2 separate regions of the Mus musculus genome follow, and region 2 is linked to region 1. Evidence: chromatin loops called from intact Hi-C (ENCODE). Cell type or tissue: heart. All regions are shown on one strand. Each heading gives the region's core, and the rest is flanking DNA. Links, peaks and the distances in the headings are about the cores only. Region 1 has its middle 28 kb from the start of Gm31601. Region 2 overlaps Hgfac (hepatocyte growth factor activator).

Region 1 (14,837 bases), core at 4,547-12,546:
GAGCCTCCTGTAAGTAACTCATTGCCCATGTCCCAAAAGTAAATCCCCACCCAAGTTCCTATAACTAATTCCAATTAAATTCATTGGTTTGTTTGTTAAGCTAGACCAGAGCTGGATGGCTTCTTTGTTCTGTTATTGATTCTCTATCTGGGATGAAGAGATGGCATCCACACCTACCCAGTCATGCAGCCCTTGGCACACAAACAGTGACAAGGTGGAACCAAGGGGCTCTGGGAAAAGTCATTGAGTGCTGAGATGTGTAACAGAAGTTAAACCTTAGGAAGCTGGAGCATCAGAGAATCAGTCCCCACATGTCCTCCCATGCGGAGTGGAATGGCATGACTCCTTGCTGCGGTGGCAATATTAGTATCCCTGCAGAGTGTCTGTCGGGAGAACTCCATGGAGGCCATCTTCCTCTTTGTCAGTGTTGGGTATCACACCTCCTTGGTGAGCAGGGTTCACCATGTGAGCACGGAGGAGCTCCAAACTTGCTGATGAAGCAGAGAATATCATGTATGTAGAGGTTATTAGGTCAGCCATGGAGTCGGTTATGTTGTTTGCTCTGAGTGATAAGATGCAGCTGAGGCTCAGCTGCCCGCCAGGTAAGAACATGTCCAAGAAAAGGAGGGATTGTGACAAGAGGAGAAATGCAGGTGCCATCCTCCACGCCTGCCCTTGAGCTGACAAGAAGGTGGACAGAAGGAAGATGAGATGGAGGGACACCTGCTGGGGGCAGCATGCAGAAGTGAGGGGAACCTTCAGAACTCACTTCTCCCACCTCCAAGTGGGTCCTGGGGTAGGATGCAGATGCTCAGGCCAGCAGCAAGTGTGGAGCTGCAGCGAGTCCTGCTGGTGGCTGTTTGCCCTCCTGTCAGCATGGCCCTGTTGGAGGCTTGTTTTGCAGCTTCTTAATGGATGAGCTGATATTGTTTCTCTCTCTGGGACCCAGTGACCTTTTCCTCATGCCTGGCCTTTCTGCTGAGTCCGAGGGGCTAACTGGCCAGGGTGCAAGTGTCTCTCAGCACTGGGCAGCCTCCAGACTGTCCCCTGCTCCCACAACACGTGGAGAGACCTCCTCCCTCCTTTGGGGGTCTCTGTGCACATATCAGAATCCCCAGCCCATTCACCTCTCCTTTCAGGGCTTCTGCACATGGATTCCAGCTGTGTCTCTATTTACTAGTGCCACCATGCCTCTGTGGTGTCCCAGAAGGAGAAGAAATAGAGAAGGGAGCTGAAGAACTATCCTAAAGAGTCATGACTAACGTTTGCCAAGCTGGTGACAGACACCAGATCACAGAGCCAAGAAACCAGAGAGCCCCAACAAGGATAAAATACCAAGAAAATGGTGGCTTGCCTGCACGTGTTTTCAAACCACTGAAAACCACAAGCAGAAAATCCTTGAGGCAGACGGTGGGAAAGACCAGGCTATCGACAGAGAAGCCAATACAAGACTTTACAGATCTCTTGTCACCAACTATGCAAGCAAACACAAAAGATAAACCAACAAAAGCTGGGGGTGGTCATCATCTGAAGACCCACTCCATGGGAAACGCTTCTGTCCTCCAGACAGAGGAGATGCTGAGTGGAAACACTAGGAACTGAAAGTACTGGAGAAGACAGAATCATGCCGTAAAACCAATCCATGGTTTGTTTCAATTTCAGGCTCTATGTTTACAGCAGAGGTCACACTGTATGCATGGGGACAAGGACAGCAGCAAGGAGGCCCCATTGCTACCCAAGGAGAGACATGATACCCTTTTGATTGTCTGCATGAAACCTGTGCAAGATGGGCCCTGTTGATCCCAGGATTCTCCATGAGGGTCTGTTGGCCAATATTGGTTGCTGGGAGAAAGAGAGACATTTTATATAGAAGAGTAGCTACTGGCAAAGTGCCATGTTCCTGAAAAGTAACTGATTAAACTCACTGGGGTGGGGGTGGGAACTGACATGAAAGTAGAAGGCAGTCTACTTGGGAAAAGGGATAAGAGGGGCGGGCATCAAAATGTATCCATAGATGCGTGATAATATCATAATGAAGGCCATTGTTGTGAATAATCAATATATACTAATAAAGACATTGTAAGTAAGCATCACAGAGGAAAAGGGACAGATTTTAATCTGGAGCTTTCAGTCTGGAAGAAATGGGGCTATTCTTAGCTAAAAGACACTAAAAAGGTACACCAGTGGCTAGTGTGTAACTCTTGACCACATGGGGGCATGAATTTCAGGCACTCGTAATCTGGAAGGCTATCATATGAGCTCAAAGAATTCCCTGTTAGCCTGCTTGGGTATGGAAATGGGTCTGGGTTCTGTGGGGCACGATCTTGCTTTTAACAGAGGAGAACTGAAGGCTTATGTTACCAAGTGCTACGGTGCCTGAAATGTACGGTGGCGTGCTCTGCAAGACTCCAGGGAGGGCAAGGCTGCTTCCTATCACTAGCGGAACCTGGGGCGAGGAGAAGATTGGTGCTGCTATGTTTCTCCACCGTGTTCCACCAGCATGACAATTTTCATAATTAAGAAAAATCCCGATTTTCCATAGAACAAATTTCCAGGAGGCTCAGCCATCTGGCACATAGGCATACGCCCAAAAGCAAGCAAGAGGACTGCTGAGCAGCCAGTCATGCCGCCACAGCGCCTGCCCGGCAGGCTGCGAGCCCGTGATGGGTACTTATTGATGGAACCTAGCATCCGCTCCTCTTCCATCTGCTCTGACTTCCATGAAGAGATCTGTGTGGCTTAGGAGAGGCTGACTCCACCCCACCTGGAACATTCCGTGCCTCTGACCAGAGACTCAAGGACACTGTGTATTCTGAGCCAGCCCAGTCACTTCAGTCTGAGCATGAATGAAGTCCCAGTCACCCCGGCAGGTCCTGGCAAACAGCCAGGGAACACAAGGGCCTGATAAAGCTGAACCCCACACAAAAAAGTGGAGCCCAAGGGCACCTTGGGAGCTCTGAGCATGTGTCACCTAAAACCAGCATCAAGTCGCTTATTAATCTGTGGCAGAAGTTGACAGAGTCACAAAATGATGACATGAGGCCCTCTGAGTCTGTAGGATGTGCCTGCCAACCCTCACTGGCAGGCACAGAGCAGGAGACTGTGTTACATGTGACACACACACACACACACACACACACACACACACACACACACAGCTACTCTAAAATAACTTGCTACTCTGAAATCACTTCCTAAGATTCAGGAGCATGGACCCTGCAAATGAAGAGTTGAAAGGGCAGCTGCAGGCAGGCACACCACCGCCACCACCACTGCCACCGCCAGCATCCACCAGCAAGCACTGACGGCACGCGAGCAGATGGACTCCTGGCGAGGGAGGAAGCCCAGATGCCTGGCCACATGCAGAACTGGGGAAATGCAAATTAAAGCCACAACAAGACGCCTCTTTACGCCCACTGGCTGGCAGAACCCCCAAACTAGGATAATATCAAGTGCTGGCAAAGACATCCAACCCCAAGAATGCTTCCACGTTGCTGCGGTGGGGAGGGGTGTATGGAATACTCTACGACAACAACAATGCACGTGTAAGGGCATGTGCATCCATGTGCACATGGGTATGGATCTGTACATGTGTTTATACACACTATGTGTTGCATGTATGTGTACATCTGTAAACATGCTGATTAAGTGTGATTATGCTGTGTATATGGATGTGTCTGCACTTGTGTGTATTAACACATAGGTAGGTAAGTATCAGGAGTATGTGTATACAAGGAGACATAGGCACGTGTATGTGCATTTTTGTTAGTGTCATGAGCATGTGTAAAGAAATAGATAGAGGCATGTGTATGTGCAAGTGTAGTCATAAGTATGCATATATGTGTATATATGCACATGTCTCTGTACAGATGTGGCAAAGCTCCAGCAATGTACACACACAGAGAGATGCGAGCATAGACATACACACACACACACACACACACACACACACACACACACATTCGAGTGCACTAATAGATAATTTTTAAAGTTATCGTAAGGTGGCTTCAATGGGTAAAGGTGCTTGCAGGGCTAGCCTATCTGAATTCCACCCCCAGAACCCGTGCAAAAGTGGAAGGCAAGCCAGGTAGGATGGCACAGGCCTTTAATCCCAGCGCTCAGAAGGCAGAGGTGGGATGACCACTGTACTGTGCGTTCCCAGGCCAGTCTGGTATACACAGTGAGAGACCCTGTCTCAAAACAAACAAACAACTAAACAAACAAAGCAGATGGTAAGGCAACCCAACTCCACAAATTTGTCCTTTAACCTCCACACATGTGTCATGCCATGCCCCCACCACACACATCACACACAGGTGCTCCCAAACATATATACACATGCATGTGCACACATACACAGTACACACACTAATAAAAATAAGTAAAATAGAGCTGTTTGTTTTTAAGAAGAGTGGGTGTGGTCCCCTGCAGCTGTCAGGGACATGCACACTGGTAGGTAGACTCCTCCCAGGTGGTATGTTTGAGACAGTTTTCTTAGCTGTGACTAAAGCTTCAAAGCAAGTGAATTTGGAAACCATGACACCTGCATTAAATCACTCGTTACTGACCCTAGACAAGCCTAACTCCTAAAACAACAGTCACCAAAGTCAAAGGTAAGAAAAGGGGTCACACATTCACGATTCAAATTCCTGATTCAAGTGCACCAGGAATAACACCTGAGAGGTCAGATGTTCCAGGGAGTGGCAGTTGGTAATATGACCACACCTGGAGCGTGTGTACACCAGGGACTCTCACCTGCACTGGGAAGACAATATACTTCACTCGAGTCATTTCTGGGCCCTTTTGACATGGTTCAGCCTGCCAGCATTCATGCACCACAAAGGTTCTCAGCTCAGAGCCCACGGTCCCCTCATGTCACCCCTAGTCTGGTCAGGAAGTGCTAAGGCACAAGCACTACTCCTTGCCACTCCCTGGAAAGGAACGCAAAGGGTTTAATGGGCACAATACAGGGACACGAGAGTCATAGCAAAAAAAAATTCAAGTGGAAAGTAAGCAGAAGCAGGCACTGAAGCTCAGTAGTCCTTGAGAATGTGCAAGTCAGCCACAGACGGTCCAAACTGTTAAAGCCTGGGGCACTGCTTTAACAGCTCTGTCTCTGTGCTCAGAGGCAGAGCACAGGCTGAGCATGTGTGACAATGTGCACTTGACCCCGGCAAAGGAAAGAACTTTATAAAGGAGTTGTAAGCATCGTAGTAGTTTACGATAACCACAACGCCCAGGTTCACGCTAAGCAATCAACGCCATGGAAGTGAAACCTTTTCATTTTTCAAGATTAATTTTAGTGTTCTTTTGGTTATGTATGTGTGTGCGTGTGTGTTTGCACACATAAGTGCGGGTGCCTACAGAGGCTGGAGGCAACAGATCCCCCTGAAGCTAGAGGTACAGAGTGACATCTAACATGAGTGTTGGAAACTAAACTCCAGTCCTCTTTACCAACTGAGCGACCTCTCAAGCCTGAGAAGTGCAACCTTTCAGATTTTGTTCCAAATGTAGGTGGAGTCACACCTATTCACCGAAAACAACTAAGAGTGGAAGAAGCATCTTGCAGGTTCTCTACAGTTGCAAAATTCTGGTGTCACCAGCTGGGGGCTGGTAGCATTCCTACCCGCCACACATATGTTGGCATGGCCCATCTTAGGTTGCATTACAGGGGCTTCAGACCATAGAACTGGGTCTGGTGCCTTCCGCCCACCCCATGTGGAACACGGTCCTGCTCCTTTCACACCCACTGCAAGCTTTTCCCAGATGTCCAACTGGCCTTCATAATTAAGCAAAGTTCTCCACAACTGTAATGATCTTCTTGGCAAGCCCAGACACTGCACATCTCCAGCTGAGTTGGAATCTGTGGATAAAATCATCTAAGGCTATACTGCTGATGTGTGGTGCTCAGGTGAATGAGGGGAGGGGTAGGTGGAAAGTAGAGAGGCAAATGGTATACAGAGAGGTAGATGGATGGATGGATGGATGGATGGATGGATGGATGGATGGATAGACAGGTGTATTGGTTTTGCAGGAGGGGGATGGATTGATTGATCAATTGATTGTTCAAAAAATGGCTGGATAACGAGGTTGATGAGTGGGAGGAGAAATGAATGGATAGGTAGATGGGTGGGAGGTGCACTGGTAGGAAGGTAGTTTGGTAGATTGGTGGATAGATGAGTGATGAATGAGTGGGTGGCAGGTGATTGGGTAGAGAAGTAGATAGATGGATGGACAGCTTGGTGGCTGGGTGATGGGCAAAAATAATAATAAAAGTTTATAGTTTAGGAAACTAGCCTCCTCAAAGGACTCTCTCAGGAGCCCTGGGTACCACAAAGTTTGCTTTCTGACTTTTCTCCCTCTAGACTCAGTTTCTCCATTTGCTGCCCCAGGGCGCCTGCTCATTCAGTCCAGTGAACTGGGCCAGTTTCCGTTCTCCAGCCTGAGCTTAGGTGTCTGGAGTCACACTCTGAGACACTTGGCTCCTACCACTTGATGCCAAGGTCACCAGCCTCTGGCCAGCACTGTCCTCTTGGGACAGGCTCAGACTGAGAAAGCCTGGGTCCTACTGCTGGTTGCCATGGGAACCCTTCATCTCCTGTTTTTGTCCCTGACTGATTAAGGAAGGAGACTTGTAAAATGCCAGCACGTCACTGGGCCTTGTCTCAAGCCAGCTCTGATTTCTCCCTAACATTTCCCAAGAGCCAGCTAACCTTTTGCCACAAATAGACTGATGTAGGTTCCTGAAGTCAGCCTAGCAGGGACTGGGTCCTGCCTCAGGGGACTTGTGGACCCAGGGGACAGAGAAAAAGGGAGCTACATAAGAATAATAGCCAGGCCAGAGAACAGGCTGTCCTGTGGGGCCAGGCCACTGCTCTGCTAGACTATTGATGGCCATTCCATCCTGGACATATAAAAGGCCACGTGACCACCAATCAAGGGCCAGAACACAGCTCTGCAATACGTCTGTGTCTGTGAACCTAACTTTCTCACAGTTCTCTAGAAAGCTTTGATTTTCTAATTGGAAGTAGAGAATTGGCCATCCACCATCTTGTCAAGGGAGGAGATGGCATTAGCTGGGGTATTTGGGGAGGTCATACAGCAGGAGATGGCATGTTAGGTAATTCTTGAGAACGTGGGGAGCCACTCAAGAGATGAGCCAGCAGGATGGGCATCGTAGGAAGAGGGAGCAGTGTTTGCAAAGTCAAGGATGGCATGAGAGGTGCCTGCCTAGGGTCTAATGGTCGGGCTCACATGGCAGCCCAGGGTGTGCTAACAGTAGCTGCCTAGCAGTGAGCGAGAGACAGCCTGAGGCTCCTTGCCAGCTTCTTCATCTGCCCTAAGGGTCCTCATAGGCCACAGGTGTCCGCACTCATCTGTTTTTCCTGACGGAAGGTTTGGAGTCAGGAAGCTGGAGCCTATCCAGCCCCATGTTGAGATCTGATGCCTGTTCCATCCCAACACACAGCAAATAAGGTCTCCTCCACAAGGGCTCACATCTACCACTCCCAGGCCAGTGAGGGAAGGGCTGGTGTGGGGAGGGGCCTCCCCTCAGAACCATGTCCTCTAACCCAGCTTCTCTCACCATCTATTCTCATGAGCACACCTTAGTAAGGGGACAGAAGGATGTCCCTCTCGGATGTGAGGCAAGTTGAATGTGAATTGTCCTGTGCGCTAGAGTCACTTGGGAAGAGGGAGCCTCAACTGAGAAGATGCCCGGATCAGATTGCCCTGTGGTCAGGACTTTGGTACATTTTCTATTTTTCCTGAACTCATTCACCTTTCTCAGGAGTTACAATGAATGTTGTCTGTCCTCGATTTTAGGTTATTGCTAATGACATTTCTTTTTTTTTTCCAATTTTTTTTAGGTATGTTCTTCATTTACATTTCAAATGCTATCCCGAAAGTCCTCCATACCCTCCCCTCCCACCCCCCTACCCACTCACTCCCATTTCTTGGCCCTGGCGTTCCCCTGTACTGAGGCATATAAAGTTTGCACGACCAATGGGCTTCTCTTTCCACTGATGGTCGACTAGGCCATCTTCTGATACATATGCAGCTAGAGACACGAGCTCCAGGGTACTGGTTAGTTCATATTGTTGTTCCACCTATAGGGTTGCAGATCCCTTTAGCTCCTTGGGTACTTTTTCTAGCTTCTCCATTGGGGGCCCTGTGTTCCATCCAATAGCTGACTGTAAGCCTCCACTCTGTGTTTGCTAGGCCCCGGCATAGCCTCACAAGAGACAGCTATATCAGGGTCCTTTCAGCAAAATCTTGCTGGCGTATGCGATAGTGTCTGCGTTTGGAGGCTGCTTATGGGATGGATCCCCGGGTGCGGCAGTCTCTAGATGGTTGGTACATTTTCTTGATTGGTGATTGATGTGAGGGCCCAGATCATAACGAGTGGTACTACCCTGGGACAGTGGTCCTTGGTGCTATAAAGAAGCAGGCTGGGCAAGCTACAAGTATCCAGTCAGTAAGCCACACCTCTCCATGGCTCCTGCTTCTGTTCCTGCCTCCAGGACCCTGCGATGACTTTGCTCAGTGATATATTGTGACCAGGCCAAACAGTGGCACCTGGTGCAGGCTCACTGCAGTGGGGACAACATGGAAGGCAACAGTGCCATCTGCATGGCCAGAATGAAGCCACCAGAAGGAAGTGCAGTCACAGCTGTCTCCCGGACTGAGGTCAAACAGAAATCTGAAGGTGTCCAAAGGTGACAGGGGCACAGGAGAATCTATGGTGACACTAGGGAGGCTGCCCAATGGGACATATGCTCCCAACCCCCTCAGTCTCACCCAGAGATTTCTCCAGAAAATGACCATGCTGTGGTTTTGTTTAAAGGATCAGAAAGCAGGGACATGATCCCAGCTAGCCCAATTGCTCACTTTGACACCTTCTCAGCTATCCCGGTCTAAATCAGGCATCTGTCATGGAAATGAGAGTGAGTCAGATCTGAGCCTCCCTCCTGGACCCTGCTTTCAGCATCCAGATAAGAGACTGTAACCCTGAAAGGCCTACCTCACTGTCTGCCAAGCAGATAGCCTTCAGATGGGCCTGCTGAGGAAAAAGAGAGCCGGTCTCAAACGGGACACCACAGGCCTCTGCCAGAAGAGGGCAGCACTGAGACAGAAGTCGGAACCCACCCGCCGCTGCCAGGATTGTGTCTAGCCAAGCTTGCCTAGGCCAGCAGAGGCTGAAGCCAGGCAGGGAAAAGAGGGAGGAAGTGATGGGGCTGAGGGAGGGCTCTAAGTAGTGAGTGAATGAACAAGGAAAAAAGAAGGAAGGGGTCGTTGCCCAGACCAGCCCTGCAACTCTCATGGCTGAATCCAACCACATTTCCTCTCACCAGGGGCAGGCTTCAGTCCTGGAGGGGGTCTCGGACCACCTTGTCAGGCCTTTGGTTTGTCCTGTAAGAAAGCAAGGCTTATTGTCCCCACAGAAACAGTGGTGCCAGCTCCTCTTGATATCCTTAGCCAGAGCCATCTCTATGCCTGCTCAGCATCCCCTACCACTGCTCTCTAAGAGGCCTTCCTCCCAGCATCTGGGGTCCTCAGCTCTCAGGTGCAGGCAGCCTATCCAGCAAGCTCTGACAGTGCCTGTCACCTCTGCCTTCTAGGGTGGGGAACGTCTTAGGTCCAAGGAAGGCTCAGCAAGGCTGCTGGGTATCTGGAGTCAAGTCACCAGCAGATGGAGCCTGAGCACCCCAGGGAAAGGCCACTTTGATGGCCCTGCCATGATTAGCTTTTGTGGCCCTTAGCCACATATGCTTTCTGCAGGTGGAGGTCCACAAGGTGAGTCCCTAGGGATAGACTATCTTCCCTCCAAAATGGGCCCTGTGTTGGTCAGCTTCCTATCTTTATAAAGAAGGTGGTACAGTGAGTAACACACTTGCCACACAACCATGAGGCCCTGAGTTTGAATACCCAGAATCTACATAAAACTGGGCCCAGTAGCACAAGTGTGTATACAAGGAATCCCAGAATTCCTGCAAGGAGTTGAGAGGCAAACAGGAGAGGTCCTGAGCTCAGAGACCCCGTCTCAAACAAGGTGGAAAGCATAGGCTGTCCTCTGACCTCCACATGCACTGACAGGAACAGCTTAAGGAAGGGACATTTGCTCTGCTCACGGTTTCAGAGGGTTCAACCCACAGTCACAGTTACGCGGCTCCGTGTTTCTGAGTCTGTGGCGTGGCAGTGTCATGGCCACAGGAGTGTGCAAAGGCTGGAGAAATTATATCCACCACAGTCTTCTGTCCTCCAGGCAAGTCCCACCTCCTCCCTCCCACCACCTCCCAATAACACATAGCATAAACCCATAAAGGAATTATTTCACTGATTAGATCAGATCCCTCACAGTCTAGTAGACCCTGGGGACAGAATGACTCAGAGGCTGCTCCAAGATAACCCGTCAAAACCAGGAAAGGGGTCTGGGTCCCAGTACCCTCTCCATGGGACACCCAGTGAACTAACTTCCTGCAGATCCCCCTCACAGCACTACTCTGGGGGCTACGACTTTGACACACGGCCTCTGGGAGAGAGTTAGAATCCAATTAGAGCACTGCTCAGCCTGGAGCCTGGGACCAACCTGGCGTGCAGATAGAGTAGCAAAGAGGCCAGAAAGCCCCCTCACTCAGTGACAGCTGCACCTTGGCTGAGTGTGATGCACACTGGTCATGCCGGGAGTGTGAGGCAGGAGGATCACGTGCTCCAGGCCTGAGGTCCTTGTTGAGGGCTTGTTTCAGAAAAGCCTGGGTGTAGCATGTGTGAAGTCTGGGTCCCAACCCCACCACCAAGGAGAGTGAAGAAGCCGAGTCTTCTCTTCCACCCTGGATGGAGGCTCGGCTTGTGATCGCTTCAGCTAAGGATAATGGCAGCTGCAGTACCAGAAGGCGTGGGAAGCACCAATGCCCAGGGCTGGCTCTCCTTTGCTCCTGCCAAGCCTGGGATGGCTCCCTCTGTGTGGAGGTACTAAGGCTGGTCCCTGTAGCCCTCCAGCCTAGTGGCCCTCTTCTTGCCAGCTGACGCAGGGCCCAGAGACAAGGAGTTATGGAGAGCAACTACCTCTAGCTGAGCCACCAGCTGACTATGACAATCAGTGAGTCAGACAAGCTGCCCCACTTGATCTACACCATCAAGAGCAGCCAACGTTCTAGGCTACGAAGCCTCTGGAGCATCTGACCAAGTTAAAGCCAACTAGCACAGACTCTGCTTCTCCCTCCCGAGCTGCCCACAGCGGGCTGGGCTGAGTGACAACGTGAACCACTAGGAGGGACAGACATGGCACCTCTGAGCCCCAGTTCTCCTCTTTGTCTCCCTCCCAAACGTTTCCCTCCACAGCTCCCTCCCATGACTGTAGGACAGAGAAGCCACTCTATGCCTTGCCTCGATCCTTCCCTTCTTTGTCTTGCCTCCACACCTCCCCTTCTTTCTCCCCTCCATACCTTCTCTCCTCATCTTCTATTTTTACCTCTCTTCCTCATCTTTCCTCTTTCTGGCTTCCCCTCCAGGACAAAATGGCCACCCCACCCTCTGCTGCCACACACATCCCCTCGCTGAGCGCTGAGAGAGCGCAGTTGCCAGGTTACTCGGCAGTAGAGTCCCACGCTATGACATAAACATGCTGCCACTTGACGTTCGCCATGTCTTCCCAACTGAGGACAGATGGTATAGTGATTTTTCATTTCCCCAGCTCTTTCGGTGGAAGCACTGAAGAGGAAGGCAGCGGGAACAGCAGGTGGGGAGGGAAGGGCGCCCCACTCAGCCATGTTGGCACGCTGCACATTCAGAAGAGGCGGGATGCAACCGCAGCCAAGAGAAACGCACGTGGGCTCGGGGTCTTTCCACAGGCAAAGCTGGGCTGCTGCCTGTCTTACTAGGGTAAGGATCACACACACACCATCACTCAGTTACCAACCCAGACTGCTTCGTCCTAGACCTTTATCGGGTGGAGTGAGAGGATTAGGGACACTTGACATGAGGGAGCTTCCCCACTACAGCACTACCACCCCATAGAAAACATGTCGTGCTTCTCTGCATGCCCCAAGCCTCCCTGAGTCCTCATGGCAGGGATTCTGTCCCTAGGCCTCCCAGGCTTAGGGTGTCAGCTATTCCCTCAGGTCCCGGTCAGGACAGAGAGGGCAAATCCCAGAAAGCAGGGAGAGGCTCCAGAGTACAGCACAAATCCACAGCAGGTTCAAGCTGGAGGAATAGCCCCCAGGGTCAGCACCAGAGCTGAAGGCCTCTAGAGCTTCAAAAGTCTAAGTATTGACCCATATGTAGCAGAGAGAGAATGGCGCTGTGAGCATCTTTCCACCCGCTTTAGTATACACCTAATACAAGTGGCTCTCCATGTCTTAGTTGGCTTTCCATTATCATGACTGGAAGCATGGCAGTGTGCAGGCTGACACAGTGCTGATGGAGCTAAGAGTGTATCTTGATCTACAGGCAGCAGAAGCCGACTGTGTGCCACACTGGGCAGAGCTTAAGCATAGGAGACCTCAAAGCAAGCCCCTACAGTGACATACTTTCTCCAACAAGGCCACAGCTCCTAATAATGCCACTCCCTATGGGCCAAGCATTAAAACACAAGTCCTTGGGGGCCATATCTATTCAAACCACCATATTCCCCGACACAGGTTCTGGATCTGTGGATTCAGTCAGCTAAGATTAAAATGTAAATTAAACATTAGTAATATTCTGCATATATTAATTAATGCTTGATATTAATACAGTGGCAATATTCCTTAACCAGCTTTTTCCCATATAACCACGCACAGACCTTTTAATATTTCAAATTTAATATTATATCAAATATTAATATATTTCAAAGCTGGACAGATTCTTAACTAGCTCATCTAAATTTACCTGACCACCTATCCCTTCCAGCTAATGGCTAGCTGTGATCACATGTCTCCTCCCATGTCTCCTGACAAAAAGACGTGCCTTCCTTTTTCTTTTCTTCTTTCTTCTTCTTTCTTCTTCTTCTTCTTCTTCTTCTTCTTCTTCTTCTTCTTCTTCTTCTTCTTCTTCTTCTCCTTCTCCTTCTTCCTTCTCCTTCTTCCTTCTTCCTTCTTCCTTCTTCCTTCTTCCTTCTTCTTTCTTCCTTCCTCCCTCTCCCTCTCCCTCTCCCTCTCCCTCTCCCTCTCCCTCTCCCTCTCCCTCTCCCTCTCCCTCTCCCTCTCCCTCTCCCTCTCCCTCTCCCTCTCCCTCTCCCTCTCCCTCTCCCTCTCCCTCTCCCTCTCCCTCTCCCTCTCCCTCTCCCTCTCCTCCTCCTCCTCCTCCTTCTTCTTCTTCCTCTTCCTCCTCCCAGAGTTCCTTTCTCCCTCCCAGGAAGTTCCACCTTCAACTTCCTGCCTAGCTAATTAGCCATTAGATTTTTATTAAAGCCATCAGAGAATGCCTCAGGTAGGTAAGGAAGGACAAAGACACAATTCCACGCAGTGTACCCCAACATAAAAACTTTATAGAAATAAGATGTACTCTCATGTCAAACATGATGTCCCCACTTGTCACTAAATAGTAGCATCACTGTTTACTCAGTGCCAGTGTCACATCAGGTCCCCCGTTGAGATGGCTTAGAGTCTATGGGAGCTGGATGCAAGTTTATGCAAACATGACGCTGTATTAGTCAGAGTTCTCTAGAGTCACAAAACTTTGGGAATGTCTCTATATATTAAGGGAAATTATTGGAGTGACTTACAGTCTGCAGGCCAACTAACACAACAATGGGCAGCTATGAATGGAAGTCCAAGAATCTAGTAGTTGCTTAGTCCCATGAGGTTGGGTGCTTCAATTAGCCTTCTGTATAAGCTGGAATTCTGAAGAAGTAGGTTCCAACAGATGTGTTGGTAAGTGCAAGCAGGCAAAGAAGACTTCTTCTTTCAATATCCCTGTGTAGGCCTCTAGCAGAAGGTGTAGCCCAGATTAAAGGTGTGTACCACCATGCCTGGACCTAAACTGTTCTTTACTTGAAGCTTGCTCTGTCTTAGGCTGGCCTTCAACTCAGAGATCTGCTTGCCTTTGTCTCCTGGTACTCAAGGAACATACCACCTTGCCTGGGTGTAAGTTTTTCATGGCCACTCTGCCTCAAGATCTGGATCAAAAGCTTGTATCATCCCACCTCAAGATCTGGACCAAATGCCTGTGTCTTCCAGCCTCATGATCTTGATCCATTTCTGGATTGTACTTCATTCCAGATATGGTCAAGTTGACAACTAGAAATAGGCATCACAGACACCATCTTTAGAGAGGGCTTAGGTCTATGGACTTTGGTCTCTGTGGAGGATCCTGGACTTGTGGATCGCAAGGTGGCTATTCAGATTTGCAGCCACACACGAAGCTGTTAAGTCAGTGCAACACAGGAGCAAGAACATCATATAAGAGAGGCATTCAAATGTTTCAAATGTCCCTTCCAGCTACAAGTGTGTACACACAATGTGTGTCTGCGTGTGTGTGTGTGTGTGTGTATGTGTGTGTATTTTATACAAGAGTAAGTGCCTGTGTGTGCTCATTTATGAGTGTGTGCTAGAGTACATGGCATGTGCATATATGTAGAATGCACTAGTATGTGTGTGGATATTTTGATCCAGATACATCAAAGAACACATGTTTGTTAGGTTCACAGTCAACACCTCTTTTCCTCCATTGATAGCTTCTATGGGGCCAGTTCTAGAGGGCTCTGGTCCACAAGGGATTAAAGTTAGACATTTGGGAGCTAGCACTTGTAAGAGCCATTATGTCTATGTTAGCTCATCACACAGGAGCACTTGACACCTGTCTGGCCTCTGCGGAGGACACTAAATGGACTCCTCTGGGCCCTCACTGGAGGGTTCCTG
Region 2 (14,837 bases), core at 3,294-11,293, 83 kb after region 1:
GCTGGGTTTCAGCGGCTCCCCCGCGGCTATTTCGGGAGAGCTGGCACCTCAGCCACCGGTTGTAGGGCCGGCAGGGTCCGGATGGCTCGCTGAGACCCGCCACCCGCCGTCCCGCCCGCGGCCCCGCCGCTCACCTGCCACCGGCGATGGCTTGCGCAGCACCAGCCACCTACTCTTCCACTGCGGAGACAGGACAGCGTGAGAAGCCGCCCGCGCGCGCCCGCTCCGCGCCCCCGCCCCCACCCAAGCGCGCCCCCGCCCCGCGCCCCCGCGGCGCCCCAACCTTCTTGCCGTCCCGCAGCTTGACCTGGCCCTCCACCAGCGCTGCCTCGGTCATCTTCTGTCATGGTTCCCGCCGCCCGCTGCGCCCTCTCCACGCGTCCTGGGCGCCTGAGCCCAGGGTCACTTTCAAAATAGCTCCGGGAGGGCCTTGGGCTGCGCCAGGAGGGCGGGCCCGGCGCGGCGGGCGGGGCGCAGCGACACGGGGACCTGGATGTGGGGGAGACTGGGCGGGGCACCCCGGGCCTCAGTCTTTAAGACCCTAGTAAAGTGCAAGCCAGTAGGTGGCAGTGGCCTTGGACAGCCTCTGCACTCTGCTGGCTGCCAGCCCACGCTGCTCCTGCCAGGTCTCAGGACCACTGCTTAAGACCATCTGAAGCAGCCTCTGGAGAACGAAACTCAGCCTGGGAGGAGAAACTGGGACAGGGGCAGTTTCCCAAAGGGAAGAAAACTGTCCCAAGACAACCCCACAGAAGGCTTTGTGGCCTTGTGCCTGCCCAGTCCCAGTTTTGGTTTGGCTTCAATGGCTTCATCCTTTGCACCTGCCCTTCCTCCATCTCATGGGGCCACGAGGCACCCCTGACAACAGACCAACAGCCCAGGTCCAATACATTATCCAGTCCCTAGGCCTTCCCCATCGCCAGAGGTGGCCGCCCTCCAGGCAGATGAGAAAGTGGGCATATGTACTCTTCAGGTCACTGTCCCTCCCATTCAACTTGAGTATCTGGCAGAGCAGACCTCAGTGGCTGCCAGGACCAGAGCCCACTATGTCACCTCATTGCCCCAGGTCTCCCTGGCTGGTCTCTCCTACTTCTGAAGGCCAGCTTGCACCAGCCTTACAGCATGAAGAGCCTAGGGATCCATGCTGCCTGGGAACAGCCTCACCTAGTATCCCCCTGTCCAGCCAAATGCCCTCAGAGCCTCTGAATTTCTCTACCCCAGCCTGTTGCCCAGGTTAAGGTTGCTTAAGGCCGGTGCTAAGTTTTATACCACCACCCCAGCTTACTGTGGAACTTAAGCATTTGTTAGACCTATGTCATAGACTCCCCAGATACATGACTTAGCACCCCAGGGAACAGAGAACACCCACAATTGCCAACTAACTGCATCTAGCAAAATAAACTCAGACACACAATGAAGCTTGATGAATTTGCCCATCCTGATCCCCGACCCCAAGGAGCTCTGACCCGGGTAGAAAAGGGCTACGTGTCAAACTGTTCGCGCAGTGCGTGCGTCTTCACTATATCCTGCCCAGACTCTTTAGACTGCTTCCTGTCTACCCCTTATAGAGAAACTGAGGGTCAGAGTGGTGTCAGGACTCATGGCCAGGATGGACCCACAAGTACTGACCCCAGAGCAGTACTCAACCCGAGAGTCCTTGCCACAGCCCCTCTAGAGAATCTGGAGGGCAAACCTTCAGTGGGTCACAGGGCTGCTTTTAATGTTTTCCTGGTTATCTTGATGGGGAGAGGGCACCAGGTCTAGGAAGGCACTCTATATGTTCCTCTATCCTGTATAACCTATGTGGCACACCAGTGCCTTCCACTAAACTGTTGCTGGCCACAGAGCCCCATTCATACTACCCACACACTGAAGGCCCCTGGGGAACCGACTCAGGACAGCCGGTGTGGAGTCATTTGGGGGTTGTGGCCATGAGCATATCCTCCAGCCCAGGCGGCTGGCACTTGCTCTTCCCTTCAGGGAGGGGCCACGTCCTGCTGCATTCCAAGCGCTGGCCTTGGCCCAAACTCTAGCCACGCCTGGCAGCTGCACCTGCTCCCGCACTGGCCCCGGAAATGCGGGCGCCATGGGGATAGACAGCTTTTATTCTCCCACTCCACATGACCTAGAGGACAGCCCTGTGGTCCAAGTCTGCCAAAAATCGGCCAATGGAGGACTCGGTCTGGCCTTGTAGAAAGAATTCTTATGACCTTGGCCCTCTTTGTGCCTCAGTTTCCCCAGATGTTACAACCAGAGTTGCTGGGGCTCTACATGATGAAACTCTCTCTGACCACCAAAGCAGCTGACCAGAAGGATGTTAAGCCTCTTGAAGAATCAAGGTGACAGCTGGAAGGAGTGAGATGGCAGGAAGGCCCAGTCACATGTGAGGCAGGATGACACTTAGCCCCAACACCCCTCTGCCTGGCACCACTGGACACTGGACACCACAGGGAGCTTCCAGTTGTGGTCACAGCTGTACCACTGTCTGAGCTCACCACCACAGTACTGTTGCTACACACTGTGGCCAGTCAGACCACCGCCACCGCACCCATGATCTCAGGATGTTGTCCCATCGGTGGCTCTGCAGTCACAGACCTCTGTGAGATGCTGTACTTGCCACCTACCAGACAAGAGCATGCACACCATCACGTGGCCTCCATTTCCTGCTGTTGCCTGGCTTTGTCACCTCTGTCAGGGATGATTGTATATGCAAGAGGCTCTCAAATGATCCCTTTACATACACAGGGGAGAGTGGAACTAGGGGGCCTGTCTGCCTGCCTTGGCATCTCTAGGTAACTGGGAATGCCGGACAGACACACTCCAGCGGGCTGTGGCAGGCACCAAGACTCACAACCCCATTATCCCTTCCACTGAGGGAAACTGTACAGAGGACTCCAGGAAGTGCCGAGTGGGTAGAGCTGACTACCACTTCTGAGTCCAGCCATTACACAAACTAAACTATCATGCAAACATTTGTCACTAGTCACATGATGAGAGGAAGGGTATTATGGACTAGATACCCCCACCCCCAGCTCCCCGGGCATTCGCTGATGTTCTCACCCCCATGTGACCATGAAGACGTGGAGCCTCTAAGAGAGTATTTACGGTAAATGAGGTCATACACAAGGGCCCTAATCTGTTAGGACAGGTGTCCTTATAAAATGACAAAGAGATCCCGAAGAGTGCTCTCTCTTCTGCACACAGAAAAAGGCATAGAAGGGTCCATCAAAAAGGCAGCTGTCTTCATACGGGGAGGACCTGGGGGCTGAATTTGACGGCCCCTTGAGGATGAACCTCCAGCCTCTTAAATTGCCAAATAATAATTTTTATTTTAAGGAAATAGGTTTATTTCGTGTGCTGCAAAGAAACCAAACATGGCAGTAACAGAAGGGCTGCCTGTTTCATTGCCTAGTCTTTTCTGGGCTGTTCTGTCCAGGCAACTGCTATCTTTTAGACCTGGAGTGGCTCCCAAACCCCACATGCCAAAGCTTGGTCCCAGCTCCTATTGCTATTGGAAATAGTGGGACCTTTAAGAGGGTGGGGCCTGAGAAGGGTCTTCAGGGTGTGACAGGGAAAACCGGGTTCTTCCTCTGTCTCTTTTGTGCCTTAGCCTTCAACTGAGAGCATTGCTTTGCTGCATAGGTCTGCTGCAAAGGTCTGCTGCATAGGTCTGCTGCAGGCTTGAGGCAAATGAGGACAATCACGGTTAAAAGCCCTGAAGCCATGAACCCGAGAACCTCTCTCTATAGGCTAATTAGTTCAGATGGCTAATGACTGCCCTGGAGTGACAAAAACAGCAACCAATGCCACAGGCAACAGAGGAAGAAAGTGGCTGTGCTGGGGTTTGAATGCGCCCCCTATGATCACCCTTTGGAGACGTAACATTCAAATTCCTAAGTTAATAGTATTTGGAGGTGAGGCTTGGGTGTAGGGGTTAGTGTCATCACAGGAGTGGGACCCCTTGATGGAATTAATGGCTTTGCAAGAAGGGGAAGAGCTCTATCTCAAGCTGTAACATCCTACACCACATTATACTACAGCACAAGGCCTCAGCAGACACCCAGCAGAAGCCAGAGCCACGCTCTTGAAACTCCAATCCCCAGGGCTACGAGCCAAATGAACTTCTTCATAAATTATCCAGTCTCAGGTGTTCAGTTATAGCAACACAAAATGACCTAAGATACCTGCAAAAAATTCCTTCCCTACACCTGCCCCCCTTAAAATGTGGTCATGCATACCCTCACACCAAGAGATGAACGTCTTCACCTTCTAAACCTGGCTTACTTTGATTAAAGAAAAAGGCCAAGGAAAGCTCACCCCCACTTTTCTTTTTGTAGCATTGCCTCTGTCATGGGAACACGCCCAGGTGAGTTTGCTAGGTGATGAGATTCATATGGTCCTTCCTCCCCGAGCTCCAGTCAAGAGCCACCCATTCCTGAGGTATAAAAGCCTACAACCCACTGATAACCCCAAAGCCTACACTATGGAGAGTCCAGTTCAACACAGAAAAACCACCCTGCAGAGTCTAGCCCATCCCTAAAAAGCATGAACTAGATAAACGGCGTTGTTTCATGTCTCTGAGCTCTAAGTGCACTTGTGTTCCAGAAAAGACTTTCTGAAATAACCAGCATGGGAGTGGGTGAGCATCAAGACCTATGAATCTCTGGGATTCCTGGAGAGATGAAACCTGAATCCCTGAATCACCATGGGAACCCTAGGGGAACATGAACCTAGCACACAGAAACAGGATGGAATGACCTCACCTGCATACCATGCCTTCAGCTTCGTACCAAGATCAGGCAGCACAGAAACTATTAGGTTAGCTGATATTCTACAAAATAATAACGGTTATAGCAGATTTCTCAATGGTAGAAATGGAAAGCAGGAGCCAGTGGTATAGATTCCAAATGATGACAGAGAATAACTTCAGATTCAGTGTAACAGCTGAAATTCAGCAGTAAAAGAATCCCATTGCCATAGCCAAATGGATCCCTCAAAGCCCATGCATTAGAACCTAATCCTCAAATTCTCATGTTTCTGGTATCTAGAGGTAGAAGGTAATTGGGGCTAAATGAGGTCCCAAGAATAGGGTCCTCTAATGGTATTAGTGGCCTACAAGAAGAGGAGAAAGAGACCTGAGTCAGTGGCTTGCTCTGTCTCACCACGTGTTGTCCGGTTCCATGTTACAATTCTGCACAAGGCCTCAGCAGATGCCCACACCAGTCTCGAACTTCCAGCCTTTGTTCTTTAGAATTAATTAGCTAGTGTTAACTTGACACACACCTAGAGTCAGCTTGGGGAGAGGAAACCTCAAGGAACGGCAACTGAAGAATTTCCCAGATCCACTGGCTCGTGGCCATGTCTGTGAGGCATTTTCCTATTTCCTAATTGATATAGGAGGGCCCAGCCCACAGTGGGCGGTGTCAACCCTAGGAAGATGGGCCTGAGCTGCATGAGAAAGCTCAGCCGAGCAAGCAAGGGAGGCAAGCCAGAAAGCAGACTCCCTCCATGGTTTCCGCTACAGTCTCCTGCCCTGACATCCTACACTGGGCTATCTTAATAATGGACAGCAACTTGGAAAATGAAGTAAATTCTTTCTCTCCCAAGTTGACTTTGGCCAGTGTTTTATCACAGCAATGGAAAGCAATGAGGGAAGCTTGTCTCAATGCTCCGTTATAGTAACAGAAAATGAACTGAAACAGCCACGTACAACTCTGTGATAATACAAGCGAGATCTCCTCAGCTCTTAGTTGATGCAGGGTTCATCCTCACCGTTACCTGGATTTGGAATCACCAAGAAGCTGTACTTCTGGCCGTGTCTGTGAGTCCATTTCCAGAGAAATTTAACTTAGGAAGGAAGACCACTGTGATGACTATTCTTGGTTGTTAACTTGACCACATCTGGAATCAACAAATGGAGGGCACATCTGTGAGGGATTTCTGCTTGGATCCACTTCTAGTCTGGGTCTTGAGGTAGGGAGAAGACACACACCTTTGATCTGGACCTTGAGGCAGGAAGAGCCACCTTTAATCCGGGCCATACCTTTTGCTGGATGCCTAGGCATGGAAGATGGTAGCTTGCTCTTTGCCTGCTTGCCCTCACCTTGCTGGCATGTCCATTCCTTCACTAGCATTAGAGCCCACATCTTCCAGATTCCAGTGTCTACTGAAGACCGGCTGAGACATCCAGCCTTGTGGACTGAGCAACTACTGGATTCTTGGACTTTCCATTCACAGCTGCCCATTGTTGGATTATTTGGACCACAGCCTCTAAATCATTCTAACAAATCCCCTTCCTATAGATGAGATTCATTCTGTAAGTTCTGTTACCCTAGAGAACCCTGACCAATTCAACCACCCAGAGCATGGGCAGACCAGTCTGTGGGCTGAGGCTCTAGACTGATGAGAAAGATGGCTCGGCAGTTAAGAGTGCAGGCTGCTCTCCCAGCAGATCCAGATTAAACTCCAGCATCCACATGGTGGCCAGCAACCATCCTTAACTCAATTCCAGGGGCTCCAATGCCATCTACTGGCCTCTCTGGGCAGGCACCAGGTATGTACATGGTGCAAACACGTATATGTGAGAAAAGACGTACACATTTTTAAAAAAAAGATAACAAAATAAGTACCTAAAAGACGAAAACGGGCTGAGTACCATCATACTATCTGCTTCCTGATTGTGGACACAGGGCAACCAGCTGCCTCAGCTCCCACTACCACACCTTCCTGCCATGAAGGCCTGTGTAGGAATGAACCATCCTTCCATCTCTCCTTGGCTTGATTCTACCAGGCACATCTAAACCTTCCCCTCTTGACTTTAAGTTGACTGTCATGGCTACAAGAAAATAAGACAGTCAATCTAAAGTCTAAATTTTGGAGGACACGGGCTTCAGAAGAAATGACATCCACGACTAGAACTATTTAAAACCATGATTCAGGAGACACTGCTCTAAAGAAAAGTCCAGGCCAAGTAAGATTATCGATAGATCCTACCAGCTTCCTGAGAGCAGAGCGTCCCAATCATGTCTAGCATCTCGGAGAATTTTGAAGAAAAAAAGGAATCCTCTGGAGCTTATTATCTGAGTCTATAGAACAGTCATTTAAAGGACACAGGAAAAGTGATGGGTGGGTTACACACACATAGACACAAATAAATCCAAAGCAGTAAAGCAAGAGAAGCCATGTGTGGCTGCCACATCTCAGTGGGCTGGTACCCTGGTAGGACCAACCAACTTGTGGTCAAGTGTGAGGGGATCAGGGATGGCTCAGTAGTCCCAGGTGGTTATGGAAGGGAGTGTGTTCATATACTTGGAGCCACTCTCCTTGATTTACGGCCTCATTTTCTCCCTGAGTCCAAACAGACTCACCCATCTGTGCATACCTGTACGCTAACTTTCTTTTTCTGTGCTGACTCCAGTCACTCTGGGTTACGGCATTCTAATTGTCACCCAGAAAAACTCAAATCAGCCTACCAGTTCCACTGGCTCTTAGTTGACTTAAAGGTTCCTATTTTGGGGTTCATACAACTGGGGACTTGCTATCCCCACACTTCCATGGAACAAACTGGACCAGTAGATCAACGTCAGCAAGCAGCTGGCCACCTGATTCCTGCTGCCTGGGTAGAACACACCAGTCTTGTCTGGACTACACCACCCAGATTTCTGGCTGCAGTTGTAAACTCTCCAGGACTGAGAGTTGTGGACCTGGCAGAGCCAGGTTCCTTCTGACCAGGAAGAATGCACTGGGAGCAGACTCAGCTGGACCCTCAGTCTCACAGGATGTCATAAGAGTAGGATGAGGCGGTGAGAGTCATCCACAGAGAACCTCCTGGTACTTCAGGTGGTAGAAGCAGAGTTCATGGATGGGTAGTGGGCTGAGCACGTTATGACTTATGGGTGGGCTGGGGCAAAGGTCTCACTCAGAGATAAAGAGACTCTAGTTGGGACATGGCAAGATCCTGCTGCCGTGTGAGGAACAGAACACAGTGGATGAAGCTGCAGAGGGCAGAGCAAGGAGCACCTCAGGTCAACCGAGGAGGACAGACGTGGGGAAAAAGACACTGAACAGGGTGCCATCTGCTGGTCCCACTCAAGCCACGTGGTCAGGAACCGTGGGCTTCCCTTGGTCTCTGTCTCCCAGTCCGAGTGTGCTAGCTTTGGGTACCCACAGGGATGGCTGGCCTCTGCCCTATCCTAACCTCTCTCCCTTAGCTGCCAACTTGCTTTACAGCACCTCTATGCACTTCCTCAACTGGAGATGAATTCTCATGCCAGAGACTTTGGAGACCCTTGGGACATAGCCAGCTCCTCCTACAGCCCGAAGGCTCAATGAGTCTGTCCCTGGCTCCCCCACCACACCATTTTATCCTTTCCAGAATAAGCTAGCTTCATATCCTGTCTGGACAGAGGCAAGCCAGGCTCCTAAGTGCTTAGGATCTGCAGTACTCAAGTTACTACACCCCAGATATGGGCCCTGCTCCTCAGGTCTCCTTCAGAACTGTCATAGCTGATGGGAACTTTTGGAAGGCTGCCATCTTGAAGCTATCTTCTTTAGCTGTTTGATGCAGGTCCTTGTTCATGACCTGTGGAACTGGACTTGGCTTCAATGTCTCACCCCAGTAGCCTGGAGTGCCTGGACCCTGGACACATATCTGGGTTGAGCCTAGAGGAGTCTGATTTTGACATCCCACCTGGCCCTGTGGGGCCACTTTTGTGAACTGGGAGGCTCCTAACCACACCCAGGAGCTACATTGGCTTCAGGCACCACTCCTGAAGCCACACCATCTATCCTGAAGGCCCAGGTCATACATAGCTTGGACACAAAGAGCTGCCTGGCTCAGGGCAGTGCCTCTGTGAAGCCAGGTCCTTGGAGACAGTTTTATTGTTGGTAGTAGAAGGGGTACTATGAGCATCCCTTCCTTGGGGACCGGGGTTCAGGACGTAGCCACGGGTCGCTTGGGCGGTCGAATACGGTCGTTGATCCAGTCCACATAATTGGCCACACGGGTGTAGACTCCTGGCTTGTTGAGGCGCCCACAGCCATCACCCCAGCTGATGATGCCATACAGGTAAGCCACACCATTCTTCTCACAGACCAAGGGCCCACCTGAGTCCCCCTGGAACAGAGACTAGGCTCAGCTGTCTGTGCACCAGCAGCCAGAGTCCTGACTCAGGATCACCTAGGCTTCCAACCCTGTAAAGATCCTGAAGTAATAAGTGAGCAAGAGTCTCTGGTGCTCACAGGATTTTCAAGGCTGACTGCCTAGGGGCAGATGACAGGTTTTTCTGAGAAGTGTGGCCTCTCTTCCTGACCCCAATCAGTCAGGAATGTGTCCTATTTCCAAACGTTTGGGAAAGCTTTCTCACCTCTACCACCCACAGCTCTGGTCCTACTCTGTGAGGAATGAGTGGGCAGTCCCTGCGTGCTAGGCCACCGTATGAAATGCCTCCTCGTGCCTGGCATGCTTTTCTTACATCTCCTAGAACCAGTGCTACTGTCCTCTTTCCTGGGAAGCCCTCATTGTCCCAGCATCAAGTTCCGTCCACTTGACCCTGTATCACTTCAGAAAAGGGATCCAACCTCTCTAAGACTCGGTTTCTTTGCCTGTTTAAAGGGCATAAAACAGCCCCTCCATGGTGAAGCAGGTTGACACGTAACCATGACCATGGCCTGGCCTATGAAACCCTTGACAAACATTCACTATTGATTGATTGATTGCTGAGGATTCAAGAGAAATCTGGACAGAGCATTGTAGCTTTTGAGGTCCGATGTCATGTGGACGGCCCTAACTGTTGCCTGGACAGTGGGGCTTTAACTGGACTCACTTTCCCATCTGTTTAGACAGCTCTCTTCCTACTGTAAGGATGCCTTCCAGGAAGTGCCAAGTGCTCCACAGTGCGTGGACCCTCTGCCTTAGGTTCCCCGTTAGCCCCAGACTCCCTAGGAGTCAGAAAATTCCAGTAATACCCCATCTGTGTCATCTTGGTGGGGGCCTGGCAGCAGCCTACCTGGCAGGCATCGGACTTGCAGTCGAAGTAGCCGGCACAGAGCATGTTAGGGCTGATGTCAGCACCATATACCTCTGGGCTGCTACACTTGTGGTCAGCAACAAGAGGGACCAGTGCCTCCAGCAGGGAGTTGGAGTAGCTGCTCACATCTGTGGAGGACTGCACTTTCAGGGCAGGCAGGTTTGTTGCCTGTCTTCCTCCCGCCTCGACGCCCACTGGCAGGGACTGCCTTCCACTCACTTTCATCCATGTGGCCCCAGCCTGCAATCTGACACTTGTGTCCAGTAGGGAAGGAGCTGCCTGCCTCAGGCAGGCAGATGGGTTGAACAAACTGGGAGCGGACAGCACAGCGCTCTCCCTTCTTCTTTAGCCGGATCAAGACTGGGAGGGAGAGAGAACAGGGGTCAGCCTGTGCAGTGAAGCCCACCCCAGACAGAAATCCATAGCAGGCAGTCCCATGAAATGGGTAGAGGGGAGGTAGGTGGCTGGTGGTCTGAGAGACCAGAGGAAGGGCAACAAGATTTCTCTAACTCCTCTTACTTCTTCCCCTTGTGTCTGCCCAGCTCCTACCCTTGACTGGGCTCTAGCTTGGGGCACACAACCTCACCCCCCACCTTGCAGAGGCCCTGAGCTCACCAAGGTCATGGTTGTTGGGGTTGAACACCGAGTACAGGGTGTAGGGCACATACTTCTCAATGCCAAATGTCTGTGTCACATCCGTGGTGCGGTTGAAGAAGTGCTGACCCAGTACCACTGTGATGCTGTCCCTGGGGGGGCTGCACAGGAAGCTGGCAGGAGTGAAACCCAGCCCTCTCCACGGCACTATCAGGTCTCCCCAACCTTGGCCCCTGTACTTTGTTGGTCATGGCCAAGCAAGAGGGTCCCAGCCCTGGGAAAGGTCTGTAGACATTTTCAACCCATGTGACAGTAGAATCAGGACTGACAAGGGAGGCAGAGCCACAGCGACCCTGGCCCAGGAGCCCGAGCTTCATGGGTTTCATTGATAAACCAGTAGAGCCTTCAGACAAGGTCTGCTCTGAGAATAAGTCCCATGGATGGAGATTTGATCTGCCTATATGCTGTGCCTCGGCCTGGCTTGGTCTGGCCTAGAGGATCCTCAGGTGCAAATGCTTTACCCCCAGGGCATGAAGCTAGGAGGAATTGCTGGGCTTTTCTATTCAGTCCAGGTAGTCTCGGTGTCTCAGGCTACAGCCGTGTTAGGTGGAGACAGAGTGGACCTCAGGTCCTCACTCCTAGGAGCCCATCCAGTGAGCTGGGCCTCAGTTTCCCTGGCTGTGCAGTGACTCTAGAGGGTCTACTACATGTTGTAACTGAGCCTCCTGACTCCTTGCCCAGGTAAGTGCCCCTTAAACACCTAGGCACTGACACAGGGTGGTACATGGGGCATGTCTTCAACTCGGGCACCTTAACTCCATCCCACTGCTCAGCTCTGGGAGAGGCAGGGTCTCTGCAGGTGACAGGAGAGTGTTCCCCCACATCCCCGCACAGGGATATAAGGCTAGCTGCAGAAAATGCCCTGCTCCGATGCTCCATGCCTACCTCAGTGCCCAGCACACACGTTAGGCCACAGTGGGACCAAAAGGTGTGTTAGGGGAACAGAAAAAATGGTCAACATACTTCCGTCTGGATGGAAGTATGCTGATGCCGGAGAGGAGTGTGAGTCGCAGGTAGGGGCCCATGGGATAGAATGAGGGTAGGGATATGACATGTGGGTGGCCCCTGAGGAGGTGTGTTCACCTGTTGGCGAAGCAGTGGGCTGCAGACACTACCCAGCAGGTATGGACAAGGCTCCCGGCACAGAAGCTATTCCCAATGTAGATGGCAGCCAGCCAGGGGTGTGAGCCAGGCAAAGATGATGAGCCCCCGATGATGCGTGGTCTCAAGAACGTCCTCTTCTTGTGCCTCTTGCCACAGGTAGGACGCACAGCCGGGGCTGACTCGGGCAGGGCTGCTAGGATCTCCGGGGTTTGGGAGTGGACTCTGGCCAGGGATTCTGGGAGTGGAGGTCATCGGTTCATACCCCTGGATTCCCCTGGAGACAGGGAAGAGCCAGAGGGGTCCTACCTGGACCCATAGCCTACTTCCTCAGGCCTGAGGCTCTGAGCAGCCTGAGGACCTGGGAGCCTTTGTTCCCTACTCTACAGATGAGGACAGGTATAATGCAGACTGCAGGCCTTGGCAAGGCCAGATCACCTGCTACAGAGTAAGCCCTGTCTCTCAATGAGACCCACTTCACATCCCAAATGGCTGGATATTCCCAGCATGAGAGCCTTGGGGTCCAGCCCTCAGAGCTGACCACCCTAGCAGGGCACCACTGAGTCCCCTCCACTGACCTGTCTGAGAGTCCTCAGGGAGCACCACCCCTCTGCCCCCAACCTATCAGGGTGCCCGCACCACAGGCTGTCAGGCGGCAATACTCCCACGACAGTGCGTTGTCCTTCACCACATAGCACCAAGGCCTCTCATCCTTGTCTGGGTTCCTGGAAGCAGACAAGGGAGTCACACCATCACTCTCCCTAGAGGACCATCCTAACACCCAGAGCTATGTGCTCTCTCTGCAGACCACGGTGGGCACACATGAACCCACCATCCCAAGAGGCAGAGGCTAACAGCCATCTAGGCACTGTTGTCCCCTGCAGAGTCTGGGAAGACCCTCTGTCCAATCCTTTGCTTATGCAGAAAGAGTATGTATAGCAGCCATTAGGTGCTGACCGGCAGTAAGCGTGAGGGCCCAGGCCAAGCAGGACAGCAGCAGCCACTGAGTCCACGTGCAGCTCCTGGTAGAGCAGGTCAGAATTCCAGGCCAGGCAGCTCAGGCCCGAGGCAGCGGTGCTGGCCACGCCTCGGTACTCTGTACCATTTCCCAGGAAGCAGTGCTCTGTGGGAACTGCAGGCACAGTGGTTGCCATGAGGCCAGGCCACAGCAAGGACCCCTGAGACCATTTCCCAGGGCTGTCCCATAAAACTGGAAAGAAAGTGACTCACCAATGTTACAGAACCGCCCAGCATAGCCCAACGGGCAGGTGCAGACGCTGGTCCCTGTGCCCACAATCAGGTGGCAGGTGCCTCCGTTCAGACATGGGCTGCTCAGACAAGCTAGGGGAGAGTCCGGAAGCCAAACCTGGTCTCCAGGAACTCACGGAGGGGACAGAGCTGAGATCTTTTCCCGTGCCACTGTTGTTGGGTAACCTTATCTTTACGTGAGGATGGAGCATCTGCCTAAAGGACTTGGCTCACTACCCCCATGCACCATGGAACCTGACCTCCCTGAAGTTGGCCATGACATACCTGTGTGGTGGGTGTCTTCACACCGGGCCTGGCCCTCCATACAGCCACATTGCTCCACATGTCCCTCGCTCACACGGGCCCAGTGGTCGCCCACCTCAAAATACTCATAGCGTGTTTCATCAAAGCATTTCTCTGTGAGTCACACAGTGTTCCCACAGTGCCCGTGCAGGTCCCCTCCCCCAGGTAGGCACTACCCACCCCAGGCTGGACTCAGCAGCTGCTCTCCCAGCCTCCTAGAATGGCCCCACTCCTGGGTCCCCGAGGTCCTCTCACCTGTGCCACAGTCCTTGCCTGTGAAGGCCAGCGGGCAAGAGCAGTGGTAGGACCCATGGTCATGTGTACTGGAACATGTGCCCCCATTGAGGCAGGGCCCAGAGGCACAAGGGTCAAGGATAGCTGGGTACACACAGGAGGGGATATGATGGCTATGACAAGAGTCTTTGGAGCCCCTCCATACCCTCTTGCCTGCCAAGGCTCTCTGTGAACGCTATCTATCTTCTCTGGGTTGTTGAGTGAGCAAGTTCCCACCTCCCAGTGACCCCCCCTCACCAGGACTGGAGAAGGTATCCCATGGTTCTGCACTCTGCTCTACACATCTCTCTATACATGCTCTGCCAGGCAACGGGGATCCCTCTCATGGCACACCCACAGGTTTCATGGCTTGCTCTTTTGGACTCAGGGCCTGTTCAAGGGACTATGTATGGCTACATGGATAGATCTCACCACAAGAGGGAGCCCTGGTATCACCAATGATCAGCAAAGCCATCCAGGGTCTAGGAAGGCTAGGTCCTGTCTGGGAGAAGCACCCTCTGCTGCCCTCTGGGCTGGCAGCAATTTTGCCCCTAGATATCTCTGAACTCAAGAAGATCAAACTCAGAGACACCCCCCCCCCAAACTCCATGCAGAATCCTTGCCCAGGTCACTAGTATCCTCACCCTGCACACTGACCCCTATACTCCTAACCCAAGCACCCTGTCAAAGCCTTTCCTGGGGGCTCAGGCTGGCCCTTTCACATATCTACCTGGACCTTCCACAGGCAGGGTCACCTCTGCACAGTAGCCCCAGGCCCGGTCTCGGTCATAGTTGTGTGTTGTAGCGCACCTGGAGGGTCGAGTCAGAGGATAAAACTGAGTCCCTGCCCAGAGCCCCACCCATCTCTGCCTGGGCACCCTGGAGCCCCTGTTCACTAAATGTACCTGCTGGGCATCAAGACCTACTAGCTTCAGGGTTCATGAGGGTCCACAGTGGGAACCTGTGTAGGTTCCTCAGCCGCTACCCCACTCTGGGACTCACCACTTCCTGTAGGCACTTCCCTCAGAGGTACAGGAGTGCAGCATGCGGCCACCGTAGCGGAAAGGGAACCTGCACGGCTGCCCAGACTCGGTGAGCACTGTGGAGGGGTGTCAGGGATCAGGCATCCCACTGGGTACTCCACCCCTACCCAGGCCCCACACCTCTTTAGCTGCCTTCCTGTTACAGTGTCTCACCTACCTTGGCCCCCAGGGGGGCTGCTGCTGGAGG

Evidence for each region. Hi-C counts contacts between places; a loop is a spot of excess contacts. Peaks named below come from ENCODE experiments on the same cell type or tissue, not always from the same donor. Only the 100,000 strongest peaks of a DNase experiment are listed, where the experiment ranks them.
Region 2: a loop joins it to region 1, with 9 times the contacts of the local background. A loop is called at or near these places in 8 of 42 quality-filtered maps.

The regions. Positions count from the first base shown.
Region 1 is chr5:35,126,234-35,141,070 of GRCm38, reverse strand. No RefSeq gene overlaps it. Among named protein-coding and RNA genes, the nearest start is that of Gm31601, 28 kb to the left of the region's middle. In heart, for the core only: a CTCF peak has its summit at 9,116 (motif pointing right); a DNase peak (open chromatin) is centred at 9,110; H3K27ac peaks cover 622 bases.
Region 2 is chr5:35,042,435-35,057,271 of GRCm38, reverse strand. It overlaps Hgfac (hepatocyte growth factor activator), which reads right to left. Exons shown (of 14, transcript NM_019447.3): 2 at 14,808-14,837; 3 at 14,610-14,706; 4 at 14,338-14,417; 5 at 13,590-13,712; 6 at 13,317-13,448; 7 at 13,014-13,124; 8 at 12,741-12,915; 9 at 12,423-12,508; 10 at 11,766-12,021; 11 at 10,644-10,783; 12 at 10,248-10,388; 13 at 10,008-10,156; 14 at 8,811-9,115. The coding sequence ends at 8,933. Dok7 (docking protein 7) reads right to left here and starts at 506. Exons shown (of 10, transcript NM_001348478.1): 1 at 284-506; 2 at 135-180. The coding sequence starts at 337. In heart, for the core only: CTCF peaks have their summits at 6,541 (motif pointing left) and 8,087 (motif pointing left); no DNase peak of the experiment used is centred there; H3K27me3 peaks cover 263 bases.